Linked DNA regions of Homo sapiens: region 1 is linked to region 2. Evidence: read pairs that join two places in POLR2A ChIA-PET (ENCODE). Cell type or tissue: MCF 10A. All regions are shown on one strand. Links, peaks and the distances in the headings refer to the core of each region. The heading gives the core; the rest is flanking DNA. Region 1 overlaps LOC105373954 (a long non-coding RNA gene). Region 2 overlaps COPS8 (COP9 signalosome subunit 8).

What was found. Peaks named below come from ENCODE experiments on the same cell type or tissue, not always from the same donor. Only the 100,000 strongest peaks of a DNase experiment are listed, where the experiment ranks them.
Region 1: POLR2A ChIA-PET joins it to region 2 with 12 read pairs; 2 of 35 experiments call an interaction of 5 or more read pairs at or near these places.

The regions. Positions count from the first base shown.
Region 1 is chr2:237,290,368-237,293,292 of GRCh38, forward strand. LOC105373954 (a long non-coding RNA gene) reads right to left here. Exons shown (of 4, transcript XR_924039.3): 4 at 1-1,379. Among named protein-coding and RNA genes, the nearest start is that of COL6A3, 120 kb to the right of the region's middle. In MCF 10A, for the core only: no CTCF peak of the experiment used is centred there; DNase peaks (open chromatin) are centred at 894 and 1,254.
Region 2 is chr2:237,097,000-237,099,885 of GRCh38, forward strand. COPS8 (COP9 signalosome subunit 8) reads left to right here. Exons shown (of 8, transcript NM_006710.5): 8 at 664-2,886. The coding sequence ends at 743. Among named protein-coding and RNA genes, the nearest start is that of COPS8, 13 kb to the left of the region's middle. In MCF 10A, for the core only: no CTCF peak of the experiment used is centred there; DNase peaks (open chromatin) are centred at 112 and 1,152.

The DNA of each region.
Region 1 (2,925 bases), core at 144-2,643, 190 kb after region 2:
ATTCTTTGGGTCTCTCCAAAGCCCAGGATACATTCTTCTGTGACTTTTCACTGTCCATTGCTCATGCTCCTTTACGAGGTTTGAGAGATGAGTGCCAGCACTGTATTTGGGAGCCGCTGCAGCTCTGCACAGACCCAGAACGTCATGTGCTTTCCCCTCGGCGTGGCCAGGGAGAGCTCGTCTACCCCCGCGTGCTACTCGCCAGCTTTCCCCACTTCGAGGGCGGAGCTCAGTGGCTTAGCGTGAAGTGATCAAATGAGTGTTTACACCAAAGCACTCTATGGGTCTATATCAATATTTCTAAGAATCGTTTCATTTATAGAAATTATTACCCAGCTGACCTGTTATCATGTACAACAGCTTCACTGGCAAAAGCATCATATTCTAGATCGGGGCTTAGCAAACTTTTCTGTAAAGGACCAGAGAGTGAATATTTTCAGCTTTGTGGGCCACACACAATCCTGTTTTATAATCTTCTCGTTTTTTGTTACAACTTTTAAAAAATGCAAAGCAACAACAACCAAAAATAAATAAATAAATAACCCACTCTTAACCTGTGGACTATACAGAAAGAGTTTGTGGGCCAAAATTTGCCCACTGGCCATAGTTTGCTGATCCCTGTTCTAGATGTCTGATTTGCTTTGTATTGGACAGTTTGGCAATAGGAAGAATACACACTTAAATTTTCTTCTCTTTGGCAGAATTGCATTAAAAATCAATTCTTTTTAGCTTTTAGGAAACTGAACTCTCGCAGAGATTTAATTGGAAGAGAACCAGCATTTCATTGAAACATATTTGGAAACACGTTGTGTATATTGAGACACACACACAGACACGGTCTCTGTACTCCAAGTAGTTGAAGTCAACAAATGTGTCTGAACTTTTTTAGCTGGTTTCCATGGGAACGTAGATGAAAACAAAACGTATATTCTGAGGAAGCACCAGGTTTTCTGGCTGAGGAAACGTTTTCTGAGTTAACTCTGAAGGGTGTTTTATTTCCAAGAGTGACGGCTTGGTTGATTCTCTCCTCTCCCTCCTCTTTTCTGTCTTCTCCTCCTCCCCTCTCTGTGTGTTCCCCGCGCCACATGTGCCCTTCGTGGTTCTGTGTCCCTCTCTGCACCCTCACCCCCTCCTTGCTGCCGCTCCTGGGCCTCTGGATGAAGCCTCCGCATCTGGTTTCCATCTCCCTGCGCCGCGGGACTGAAGCCCGGCCGACCCAGATTTCCCGTTCATAAATCATTACTCATCTGGAGCCCAGCCAGGAGCACTTCAGGGACTGTTTACTCAGCACGTCTCCTTTTTCAGAAGAACTGCTTCCCTTCTGTGTCGTTTCAAGTCTGGCTGCCATCTTCTACGTTGATCATTTTCCCCATTTTTATCTTTGAAAAGCAGACAAGAGAGGAATTCACTGTGATAAGGCATTTAAATGAGCTGTATCAAACGTACAGCTGGGTCAAACATAAGAGTTTATTCTAATAAAAGTGGCGAGAAATTCGGAAGTACATACATATTGTGGTAAGAACATATGATATTTGATATTTTAAGTAAACTTTGCAGAAGTAGAGGGAGTTAACACATAATCATAGCTATGTGCCAGGTAACACTTGAAATGTTAACTGAATGCTCACGGCAACTCTACACTATAGGTGCTATTAACCTTATTTTACAGATGAGGAAACTGAGGCACAGAAAACATAACTACTAATAACGTGCCCATCTGCTAGTAAATGACGATCCTCTGACAAGGACCCAGTCTGGCACCAGAGCTTCTGCTCTCTCAAGCAGCTGATTCAACTGCTTCTTCGTTTCTTCAACTGTAAAATCATTTCCATTTCACAGATGGGGAAACTGAGGCTCCAAAAGTTAAGCAAATGAAGCTGTAACAGCTATTTTCAAATATTTCCAAACTGTCTCTTTCCTTAGTACTTCCAATGTGTTTTAGTGCTGTACTGCGTGTGTTTACAGTAAACTCCCAAGAAGTTTAAAAATTCCTCTATGTGTCATTAAGGTTTCCAAAAACTACTTTAATTTTTCCATTTTTCACAGAAGCATGTGACTTGCATAGATTTCTCTTAAATGATTTATAAGAGAAATAAAATGAATGTCAAAATGTTTTTACCTAAGAACGGAGTAAATCAGATATTTTTCCTATGGTCATAATGCCAATGACTTCAGAGGAATTTAACGATGAAAATGGAAACATAAAATAAGATAAAGGGCACTGAGTGCTGTTCTAATTTCTGAGTCATATTTTTGGGAAATAATTAATATAAAGAATACTCAGTGACCATTTTCCATGTTTATTCAGTGATAAACACCATGCCAGCTGCTGGGAGAAAAGAGACACATTAAGTAATTTATCTTCCTGCAAAGAGTGACACTGCAGTGGTAGTACATAAGGGTTGGAATGACATTCTTGTCAATTACAGCATTTTGTAGAAATGCAGTTTCTTTGAATGTGAAGGATCAGCTGATCTGTCACCATCATTTTCCAACTGGTATGTTATTGGGGTGGGTTGGGAAAGGGGGCTAGGTTGTGCTGCAGTAACCAACAACTCCAAAATCTCAGTAGGTTAATCCAGCCAAATTTATTTTTTCACTCACATTACCAGTCCTATATAGGACAGCAGAGGCCTCTACTCCACACAGTCACTCAAGGATCAAGGTGATTATGCCTCTACAGTTTTGTACCTAAACCATCAAAAACATGGGGCCTGCATAGAGAGACTGAAGAAAATAGCATGGCTTTTTATGAACTCAACAAGAAAGAACACTCATCTTTTGTCCTTGGCCAGAATTCATTGTCCAGACCCACTACCTGCAATATGAATGGAATATTCGTGGGAGCTGGTGAATCCCACTGTGGGTTCACAGAAATGAAACTAAGGCTCAGAAAAAGGGAAATATCAAGCTTACTTCCTAGCC
Region 2 (2,886 bases), core at 1-2,500:
AATGCGTAGTAATACATCTGGTTACAAGAGTGAAACTGGGCTCCCCCAGAGCTTGCCTTGAGGCGGTGCCCTCCTCTGGGCCAGCTGCAGAGCCTTCTTATTCTCATGTCAGGGAGGCCTGCCAGAGCTGTTCACCAGTACTGTTATTCAGAAGGCGTCCCCAGGCTGACGTGTAGTAATTTAAATGTTGGAATGTAAATTCCTTGAGGTTCTTTGTGGGTTTTCTTTTTTTTTTTTTTTTTTTTGGTTTGTTGACAATTTAATATTCTTCAGTGATGTCTGGGGCATGGGAAGCACTCTATTTCTTGAATTTAATGTTGCATGGGTAAGGATGTTTTCAAGAAGAGCTGTGATCTTTTAAAAGACATGTTGCATGATAAAAGTGTCTTTAACCTTTACATAGAATACTTCAGTAACAACAACATGAGACATGCCTTTACTAGCAGTTAGGTAAAACCATACTCATAAAAGTTGCAACTTCTTGGCTTGCTTTTCAAAAATGTCCAAGCCTCTATGATGTAAGATTTTGTCTAAAACCAGGACAAATCTAAGAAAGTTAACTTACTGTTAAAAATTGAAGGCATTAGGGGAGGTAGGTGTTGGGGCCAAAGCTTTGTTACTGTGGTATGTAACATGAAGTGTGTTTGTTTCTTTAACATACAGAGCCTGCTCCAGTTCCCCCAATACCCAATGAACAGCAGTTAGCCAGACTGACGGATTATGTGGCTTTCCTTGAAAACTGATTTATCACTCTGAGTTCAAGATTCATCTTCAGAATCCTGTATACTGACAAACGTAGAAATGTAAAGTTTGTATTTTCAATTTATTGGATGGCTTAAGCACCTCAGCATTCCTTACTATGTGATAAAATACATATAGAATATAAGATATACTATATACATTTTGTCCATAAACGTTATGCTGAATAGTTGTTGAAACAGTTCTCATTTTGTAGTATTTAATAATCTGGATGGAGCCTGTCAGTATTACAGTTAGTTTTCTAGTGACTCATAAAATAAGATTTCCTGTTTCATGTAGAATAGTGTTTGTCAACTGTCTTTTCTCTGTCCCAGCACATGCCGTACTCTTATATGTACCATTGGTTGATAATTATAATGATTCATTTGGACTTGAAGAAAGATTGTCCCCAGGCACAGTATCTGAATCACTGGGGATTATGATTCACCCTCTTTGGAGAACATGCTCTCTTTTCACCCCCCACCTCCTGAGAGCCACTAATGTAAGATACAGAAACATAGCTGAGGAACAAATAGACCATTTCCATACTAAACCAGTTTGTTAACTTTAGATTTTTTCCAATAGTGTGAGTATATCCATTGCTGGCAGTGGAGGGCTTGCCATGAAAATGCAACTTATTTAAGACATTTATGAGACATATTAACTTGTGCTGTCGCCTTTTAGAAGGAGAAACTTAAGTGTGGAATGCATTATATGGGCAAAGAAGCTATGAAGATACATGATACACTTTGTACAACTATCCTGCAGCCCATTGGTTGCTTATATTTATCGCTTGGCTCAAGTTCTGCCCTTTGGAGAAATACTGAGCAAGTCTTTCATTCTCTGTGTGACAGCCCTCTGAATATTTGAAGTTGTTTGTTGTAACTTAAGGTTATAACAGCCCTTAGTTCATTTACTCTGCATTTGTTCAATAAATATTTAACTGAATTCTTCAATTATTTCATCTAAGATAGTTTCTGGAAATTTCACTCTCGATCTTTCTGTGGACACAATCTATTTTGTCATTGTGTCTATATGAATCTCTTAAGTAGAAATGAGTTGTATGGTGAATCTGTGTAGTGATAATTATATAATTTATTTATTTTGAATGCATTTTAGTGGCTATTTCAGTTTTTCTTAACATATATGGGAATACTTTTTGAATTGCAATTTTATTTAACCCGGATAGGTAAGTCATATTAAAATTCCTTGTTTTACAGTTGAGGAAATGGGAATTCAAGAAGTCAGAGGATCAGGAGAGTGATCAAGAGAATGACAGTGCCAGTTTTTTTAACTTCCAGGTATTAAGTACAAATTGTATCCATGGTTATTTTTTAAAAGCAGATTAGAGTCAATCCAAATATTCATTAATAGGGGATTGTTTGAATAAACAGCAGTGTAGACTACGCAGGTGTAAAAGGAGTGAAGATCTCTATACTAAACTGGAATGATCTCCAGAGTGAGAACATAGAAAGCACATGTAGTTTATATGGTTATTTTGAGGGTAACAAAAGGAGAATGATTACAATTATATATATGTACATATTTCCTTATATTTCAAAACTAAGCAATTGGGGGATATATACAAAATGAATATAATAGTTCCCTAAAGAGGAAGGAGAGGACAGTGAACTACTACATAGAGAAAAAATAATCTCAAGTGATCAAACACAATATTTCAATTTTACATTGTCAGTGGGATATACACTAAGGACAGAAAAAAATCTTAGACTAATGAATGTGGTTTTTCATGATTAATTTCACAAAATCTTGATATCTTTTTTATTATTAAAAGTATAGATTAAATTAATAATCATGTAACATTAGACCCCAGTAATCTTAAATTTGACATGGAAACCTCATTATATGCTTTATTTTTCTTTGTAAACAGTAAATATTTCCCACTCCTGTCTACATGAAAAGGTCTAGAGTAATTACAGTTCAGTAACAATGAGCACCACTAGTACCCAGATGGTGTTCTTTCATTTTCATTTGCAATTAAAAGGAATCAGAACTTATTTGCAAAACAGCTAATAGTTCCAGGGCAGTAAGTGTACAAGTTCATATCTGGTACAAGATGTCCAGGATTCAAGGAGGCTCTTAAAGACTTGGGATTCTGTCAAAGGGTTATACAAGCCAACTTGAAGG